Linked DNA regions of Homo sapiens: region 1 is linked to region 2. A link is an interaction called in ENCODE POLR2A ChIA-PET data of the cell type or tissue named here. Cell type or tissue: GM12878. All regions are shown on one strand. Links, peaks and the distances in the headings refer to the core of each region. The heading gives the core; the rest is flanking DNA.

Region 1 (4,394 bases), core at 306-4,305, 55 kb before region 2:
AGATCGCGCCACTGCACTCCAGCCTGGGCAACAAAGCAAGACTCTGTCTCAAAAAAAAAAAAAAAAATTCACATTTAAATAGATAAATAACAAATGTCATGGAGCAAGAGATAATAACTTCCAAATACTGTCTACTGTAGGCCAGGCACCTTACCAGACACTTCACATAAATCATCTCGTTTAAACTGCATTAACAATATAGACAATAGATAGATGTCTTTATAAATAAATGCTACCATCACCATTTTATAAACAAGGAAACAAGCTCAGAGAAGTTACACTATTCCAAGATCACCAAACTAATACATAGCAGTGTTGAGTTTTAAAAGAACAAGTCTGCAGGATTCCAAAATCTGGGGTCTCTCTAATGCACAAGTTTTCCTATAAACATTGCTTCAAAAAGGAGGTAGGTAATCAAATCATAAGATCCTGTTCAACAAAGACAAATCCTGCCCTTTATGAAAACTAAGCATCCCTGATATGCTCATAAAGAAAACTTTAGCAAATTACAAATCCTGTTATAAATATATTTGGAAAGCTCTGATCTGAATCTTCCCATAAATTTTTTAAAAAATCCATTGATTCCTCTTTTTTTAAGTATACTTTTCCATATGAAGTTTTTCCTCTATATAAGATGGTGGTTAGTGAAAACCTCAGTGATATTCTAGAGTAAAGAGACTATGAAGAGGGTTCAAGCAGCAGAAGAAAGGCTGTCCTCTGAGGTCTAAGACTACATTTGATTAGTGGGGAACAAACGGCGAGGGGTGCAAACCTAAGTACACTTAATCTTTAGGTGAAATTTTAAAAACAAAATATTATTTTCCTAACATGACCTGTTCTTTAAAAAAGCTTCTTTTAAGCTATATTTTGGTCTAGAATGGCCAACTCAGGAGACCATCCCCTCTCCCTGGAAAAAGAGAATAAATAAATACATATCCATTGAGAAGTCTGACTCTCTTCAATTAAGGCTGATAGGACAAGTACATCAAGAAAACGAAAAGCTAACTACTGGGTAATTTCGGTTTCACGACACTACCTCCCCCAGAAATAATAAATATGAGGATGTGAAATCTTCCAAAATTAAAGTCCACAGGGCCTAGTGGGAAATGGAACAGGCCAGAGCCAAAGGCAGCTGTTTAAATGAGAGAGCCCCAGGCATGGTGGGAACTGGATGCCTTCCTGCGTCCCTTAATCAAGATTGAATTTCTGTCAACAGGTCTCACCAAAAAAAAAAAAAAAAAAAAGGCACATGCGTCAACCACATTCCCCCAAACAAATCAAGTTGCCAAGCAAGAGAATCAGCTTCACATTTCAAAATTATCTGAATCTACCACAGCTTCAGATTCTTGCAAAACTAGAAATATTCTGCATGGAAAAATAGCTATTAATGACCAATATTCCTACAAAGACCCAAGGAAAAAGCCTATCCTGTATGCTATGAACCAATTAGGTTCCTCTAAAAACTGCCTATTCAATGCCATCCATCGTGTCTTATAGCCCATTTTTGTTTCCAAAAAGCGAAGACTAAAACGATAGATAGATAGATAGATAGACAGACAGACAGACAGACAGACAGAGATAGAGATATAAAATCTCGGCCGGGCACAGTGACTTATGCCTGTAATCCCAGTACTTTGGGAGGCCAAGGCAGGCGGATCACGAAGTCAGGAGTTCGAGATCAGCCAGGCCAACATGGTGAAACCCGTCTCTACTAAAAATACAAAAATTAGCGGGCGTGGTGGGTACGTGCCTTTAATCCCAGCTACTCGGGAGGCTGAGGCAGGAAAATAGCTTGAACCCAGGAGGTGGAGGCTGCAGTGAGCCGAGATTGCACCGCTGCACTCCAGCCTGGGACAGAGCGAGACTCCTTCTCAAACAACAACAACAAAAAAAAATCTCTTCCCTCCAAGAACGCACAATTGAATGGGGGAATGCAAACAATTACAATATAGGGCTATCCTTGCTGCAAGAGGGCATTAACAGAGAGCGCTCTGGAAGTGCAGAGAAGGAGAACAGCATAAAAGAGGATCAGAGATGGTTTCCTGATGTAAAAAATACTTAAAAGATACAGACAGACCTGCGGAGTTCTACAAGCTAAGAATGAACGTTGACTTTTTCTAGGGTAAGAGATAAATGGAAGGGGAAGACAAATACAAATTAGGAAGATTGCAGACAAAGCAATGTAACCTGTTCCCACATTCATCTGAAATTAACCTCCCATTGCCTCCCATCTTTCTTCACTCTCAAACCAAAAATAACTAGTCTTGACAAGCTCTATAAATCAAAAGGTGCAGGTTCAGACCGGGTTGGGGAAAGCTGCAAGAGGGTGCATTCTAAGCAGGGTGAAATAGGGGACTACCAGCTCCTGAGCAAAACAAAGACTTTGGTGTGACAGATGCTCTCAAACACCTTGCTATCCAGTCAGTGAGATATGACTTGCCTATTTCTATTAAAGAGAAAGTCATGAGTTAAACTGGTAATATAATAGAATAAACAGAGTAAGACAAGACTTCATTAGAAGTATAGTTAGTTAAGATGGTCCCATCCCAGGCAGTGCCATTTCTCCAGGGACATCCTCTCCTACTTTCACAAGGGATAAGAGATCCTGTTACATTACCACAAGTAAAATAGAGTGGAGTTACTTTCATCTTACCCAGAGAGAAAACACCTACATTTTTTTCTTGTATATAAGGGATTAGCAGCAGTCAGTAAATGGCAACATAATCCAGCATGCAATTTTAACTGTTAATCAAAGTCACAAACTAAGTCTGAAGGAAGTTTAATGGACTTTGTGTTTCCACATTTATGTTTGCTAACTTCTATGTTGAAATTGGATCTGTTTACAGAAACAGATCTATGAAGCTTCCAAAATTGGGTCAATTTAAAATCCAATGACAATCCCTCACTGTCCAACACTCAGAAGTCAGCACAGGACACATGGACACTTGTTCTAATTCATCACTGTCCAGAAACTTCAAGCAAATATATTTCCTATCATTTCTCTCCCAAACTTGTATGTTTCATATTGCCCTTTTTTAAGGATTACAAACTCAGTTTTGCTATAATTTATCCATAGAACTCAACAAACCATAATCCACCTATGACTAATAGGACCTAGATGGAAATCAATGATGCTGTTTACTACTAGGACAGATAATGACAGAGAGCTTTGTAAAATACTAAAAGGAAATCTTAGTAGAAACCCAAAGTAATCTGATATTCCAATAGTATGAAGCTGAAAAAGTTTGTAATGGTTGACAGTGTGGCTGCAGATTACAATCCTAGTCAAATAGCAGTCATTTCATTTTATAGAGATTTATTCCCTTCAAAAGGTATCTGGTTTGGGGAATAACACACAAACACTCAAACCCAAGAACCTAATAAAAGTGTTTATTAGATGGCTCATGCCTGTAATCCCAGCACTCTGGGAGGCCAAGGCAGGTGGATCACCTGAGGTCAGGAGTTCAAGACCAGCCTGGCCAATATGGCAAAACCCCATCTCTAATAAAAATACAAAAATTAGCCAGGTGTGGTGGCGTGCCTGTAATCCTAGCTACTCGGGAGGCTGAGGCAGGAGAATCACTTGAACCAGGGAGGCAGAGGTTGCAGTAAGCTGAGATTGTGCCACTGTATTCCAGCCTGGTTGACAGAGTGAGACTCTGTCTCCAAAAAAAAAAAAAAAAAAGTGTTTACCTATGGATGGTGAGAGTGAAGAAGTAACAAGGCTGGAGGAAGATTTTAAACCATGAAGCTTTTTATATTCTTTTGATTTTTGCACCATGCAAATATATTACCTATTTTAAGTTATACATTTATGCCTATGTGAATATATACTGTTTTAGGTAAATCAGCATAATCTTCCTACAAGGCAATTTGGTGTTACATGTCAAAAGTTTTTAAAAATATGTTTTGTTTGTTTGTTTTTTGAGATGGAGTCTCGCTGTTGCCTAGGCTGCAGTAGTGCAATGGCGCGATCTCGGCTCACTGCAACCTCCACCTCCCAGGTTCAAGTGATTCTTCCACCTCAGCCTCCCGAGTAAGTGGGATTACAGGCACCCGTCATCATGCCTGGCTAATTTGTGTATTTTTAGTAGAGACAGGGTTTCACCATGTTAGCCAGGCTGGTCTTGAACTCCTGACCTCAGGTGATCTGCCCGCCTCAGCCTCCTCAGAGTGCTGGGATTACAGGCGTGAGCCACCGCGCCCGGCCAAAAATACGCATTCTTTTAGACCAGCAATTTCACTGGTAAAAGTAATATAAAGAACCAAATAATGGAATACCATATAGCCATTAAAATTATGTTGTAGAAAAATTTGGCCAGGTACAGTGGCATGCACCTGTAGTTTCAGCAACTCGAGAGGCTAAGGCAGGAAGATCACTTGAGCCCAGGAGA
Region 2 (4,394 bases), core at 88-4,087:
CAGCCTCAAACCTCTGGGCTCAAGTGATCCTCCTGCCTCAGCCTGCCAAGTAGCTAATTTTTTAATTATTATTATTATTTTTTTTAGAGATGGGATCTCACTATGTTGCCTGGGCTGGTCTAGAACTCCTGGCTTCAAGCGATCCTCCTACCTCAGCTTCTCAAAGCACTGGGATTACAGGTGTGAGCCACCACACCTGGCTACCTTTTTTTTTTTTTTTTTTTAAGTTTTACTATATATATATAGGTATATATTCCTAAACAATATAGGATATTCTTCTACATGCTTTTTTTTGTTTTTGTTTTTGTTTTTTTTTTTTGAGACGGTCCCACTTTCTCGCCCAGGCTGGAGTGCTATGGTGCGACCTCAGCTCACTGCAACCTCCGCCTCCTGGGTTCAAGCGGTTCTTCTGCCTCAGTCTCCCGAGTAGCTGGACTACAGGCGCACGCCACCACACCTGACTAATTTTTTTTTTTTAAGACCGAGTCTCACTCTGTCGCCCAGGCTGTAGTGCAGTGTGGTGCGATCTTGGCTTACTGCAACCTCTGCCACCCGGGTTAAAGTGATTCTCTTGCCTCAGACTCCCTAGTAGATGGGATTACAGGCACCTGCCACTGCGCCTGGCTAATTTTTGTAGTTTTAGTAGAGATGGGGTTTCACCATCTTGGCCAGGCTGGTCTTGAACTCCTGACCTCGTGATCCACCAGCCTCGGCCTCCCAAAGTGCTGAGATTACAGCTGTGAGCCACGGCGCCCAGCCCTAAGTTTTGTATTATTAGTAGAGATGGGGTTTCACCACATTGGCCAGGCTGGTCTCAAACTCCTGACCTCGTGATCTGCCTGCCTCAGCCTCCCAAAGTGCTGGGATTACAGGCGTGAGCCACTGCGCCCAGCCTGTGCATTCTTTTAAACTTCATTTAGGTATTATGCTGTGTTTATCATCTGCAGTTTCCTTTTTTCATTCAAGGTTGAGATCCATCCATGTTACTTGCATAGCATAATTTGTTCATTTTCGTATCCATTTATATGATCATGTCTCAAGCTGTGTATCCATTCTGCTGTCAGTGGTTATTTGGGTTGTCCCCTTGTTTTTGCTGTTTCAGACAATGCTGTTATGAAAACTGTTTGTGTCTCCTGCACATGCACATGTTCAAGAGTTTCTCCCAGGCAGTGGTTCCCAAACTTTAGCTGCCCATCAGAATCACCTGGAAGGTTTGTTAAACCTCAGATTGCTGGGCTCCACCCCCAAAGTGTTTGATTGTGTATGTCAGGGTTGGGGCCCTCAGAATTTGCACTTCTAACAACTTCTCAGCTGATGCTGCCACTCTTGGTCCTGGGACCTCACTGAGAATCATTGTTGTAGGGTTTACACAGAAGTGGAATTGCTTGATCAGAAGGTAATGGCAGATTGTTTTCCTGTGTTTGTGTGAATTTACACAGCCACCAACAGCATATGGGTTTTCCATTACTTTACCTCTTTGTTAATACTTGATATGGTCAGACTTAAATTTTTATGGAGCTGGTGGGTGTGAGATGGTATCTTGCGGTTTTAATTTGCATTTCTCAGATTACAAGTGGGGCTGTGAATCTTTTCTTACATCTGTTGGCCATTCATGTTTCCTCTTTGTAAAATGTTCAAGTCCTTGCTCCATTTCCTTTTGATTTGACTTTTTCTTATGGGTTTGTAGGCTTTTAAAATGTATTTTGAATACTAATACTTTGTCTATGCATGTTACAAATATAGTCTTTCAGTTCTTCTGCCTCAGCCTCTTGAGTAGCTGGGATTAATTTGTTCGCCGGGCGCCACCACACCCAGCCTGTTTATTTTATTTTATTTTATTTTATTTTATTTTATTTTATTTTATTTTTTATTTTGAGATAGAGTCTCGCTCTGTCGCCCAGGCTGGAGTACAGTGGCACGGTCTTGGCTCATTGCAACCTCCGCCTCCCAGGTTCAAATGATTCTCCTGCCTCAGCCTTTCAAGAAGCTGGAATTACAGGCATGCACTACCACACCCAGCTAATTTTTGTATTTTTAGTAGAGACGGAGTTTCAACATGTTGGCCAGGCTGGTCTCCAACTCCTGACCTCAAGTGAGCCTCCATGCCTGGCCTCCATAGGGTGTTAAAGGCTGTAAATTTGAATTATTTATGACTTAAGTTATACCTAGAGCTTATTGTATATACTGTATTAATATTTCTTTTTTTTTTTTTTTTTTTTTTTTTTTTTTTTTTTTGAGACAGAGTCTCGCCCTGTTGCCCAGGCTGGAGTGCAATGGCATGATCTCGGCTCACTGCAACCTCTGCCTCCCGGGTTCAAGCGATTCTCCTGCCTCAGCCTCCCAAGTTAGCTGGGATTACAGGCATATGTCACCATGCCTGGCTAATTTTTTTTATATTTTTAGTAGAGACGGGGTTTCACCATGTTGGCCAGGCTGGTCTCAAATGCCTGACCTCAGGTGAGCCACCCACCTCGGCCTCCCAAAGTGCTGGGATTACAGGCCTGAGCCACCGTGCCTGGCCTACTGTATTAATATCTCATAATGAACAAAGGTACCCTCTTTGGGAAAAAGTTGGGGCTTTTTTTCCTTTTTTCTTTTTTAACTTTTCAATTGATTCTCAAAGCCAGCATGTGGGAGAGAGTTTATCAAAACAGCCAGGCATCATGGCGCACGCCTGTAATCCCAGCTCCTTGGGAAGCTGAGACATGAGAATTGCTTGAACCCAGGAGACGGAGGTTGCAGTGAGCTGAGATCATGCCATTGCATTCCAGCCTGGGCAACAGAGTGAGACTCTGTCTGCAAAAAAAAAAAAAATACATACTGACCTGTGTGTGGGATTTGCTTCAAAATACTACTGGAGTGAGAGATAGTGGTTGGGGAACAGATGAAATCAGATTGGCACCAAGTTGGTACTTGTTGAAGTTGAATGATGGGTTCGTTTTATTCTGTCTACTTTTGTACATGATTAAATATTATCATAAGAATAAGTTTAAAATTGGCCAGGTGCAGTGACTCACACCTGTAATCCCAGCAGTTTGGGAGGCTGAGGTGGAAGGATGGCTTGAGCCCAGGAGTTGGAGACCAGCCTGGACAACATAGTGAGACCCTGTGTCTCTCAAAAAAAAAAAATTAGTCATTTGCAGTGGTACACACCTGTAGTCCTAGCTTCCTAGCTACTTGGGAAGCTAAAATAGGAGAATCTCTTCAGTCCGGGAGGTTGAAGCTGCACTGAGTCATGATTATGCCACTGCACTCCAGCCTGGATGAGAGTGAGACCCTGTCACAGGGGGAAAAAAAAAGTTAAAAATATCCAAGGACTATTTCCAGGGCTACTTGTGAGGTAGCACATCTTTTCTTTTTTTCTTTTTTGAGACAGAGTTTCGCTCTTGTTGCCCAGGCTGGAGTGCAATAGCGCGATCTCCAGCTCACCGCAACCTCCGCCTCCTGGGTTCAAGCAATTCTCCTGCCTCAGCCTCCCGAGCAGCTGGGATTACAGGCATGTGCCACCACACCCAGCTAATTTTTTGTATTTTTAGCAGAGACAGGATTTCTCCATGTTGGTCAGGGTGGTCTTGAACTCCCAACCTCAAGTGATCCGCCCGCCTCAGCCTCCCAAAGTGCTGGGATTACAGGCGTGCGCCACCGCGCCTGGCAGAACATCTTTTCTTAACGTTTTGTTAGCCATTTGTATTCTTCAGAGCCAATTTAGTCTCCATCTACTTTCAGGAGTTCCTGATAAAGTGGTCTTAGCAGGCATGGAAGAGACTGATTTTAAAGAAAACAGGAGAGGGAGTGGTAAGGAAAGACTGGGGAGGGGATTTTCAGGCGGTTGCCAGCCCTTCTCCTAGAGCCTGACTACTACTGCCTCTAGGATTAAGTTTCCTACCTTCCCTTGTTTCTTCCAGGACCACCATGGGATAATTTTTATTTTCTTTCTTTCTTTTTTTTTTTCTTTTTTTTGTAGAGACGGGATCTCACTATGTCTCCCAGGCTGGTTTCGAACTCCTGGTCTCAAGCAATCCACCCGCCTCAGCCTCCTGAAGTGTTAGTAGGATTACAGGCATAAGCCACTGCACCCAGCTGTCTTTCTTCCTTCCCTCCCCTCCCCTGCCCTCCCCCTCCCCTTCCCTCCCTTTCCCTTCCCCTTTCTTCCTTTCCTTTTCTTCTTTAATTATAGAGACAGGGTCTTGCCACGTTGCCCAGGCTAGTCCTGAACTCCTGGCCTCAAGCAGTCCTCCTGCCTCGGCTTCCCAAAGTGCTGAGATTACAGGCATGAGCCACTGTGTCCAGCCAATTTTTATTTTAATGGTATTCTTCTTTCCCTATTATTTTACCTGGACAGACTTAACCCAGAGGATAGAGGAACCTCATCATGGATCCTGGTCCGCTTTTAG

Evidence for each region. Peaks named below come from ENCODE experiments on the same cell type or tissue, not always from the same donor. Only the 100,000 strongest peaks of a DNase experiment are listed, where the experiment ranks them.
Region 1: POLR2A ChIA-PET joins it to region 2 with 8 read pairs; 8 of 35 experiments call an interaction of 5 or more read pairs at or near these places.

The regions. Positions count from the first base shown.
Region 1 is chr20:31,744,620-31,749,013 of GRCh38, reverse strand. The region is part of intron 2 of TPX2 (TPX2 microtubule nucleation factor); the gene reads right to left. Among named protein-coding and RNA genes, the nearest start is that of TPX2, 7.5 kb to the right of the region's middle. In GM12878, for the core only: no CTCF peak of the experiment used is centred there; no DNase peak of the experiment used is centred there; H3K4me3 peaks cover 504 bases; H3K27ac peaks cover 1,890 bases.
Region 2 is chr20:31,688,994-31,693,387 of GRCh38, reverse strand. The region is part of intron 2 of BCL2L1 (BCL2 like 1); the gene reads left to right. The region is part of intron 3 of BCL2L1-AS1 (BCL2L1 antisense RNA 1); the gene reads right to left. Among named protein-coding and RNA genes, the nearest start is that of BCL2L1-AS1, 16 kb to the right of the region's middle. In GM12878, for the core only: no CTCF peak of the experiment used is centred there; no DNase peak of the experiment used is centred there; H3K27ac peaks cover 1,444 bases.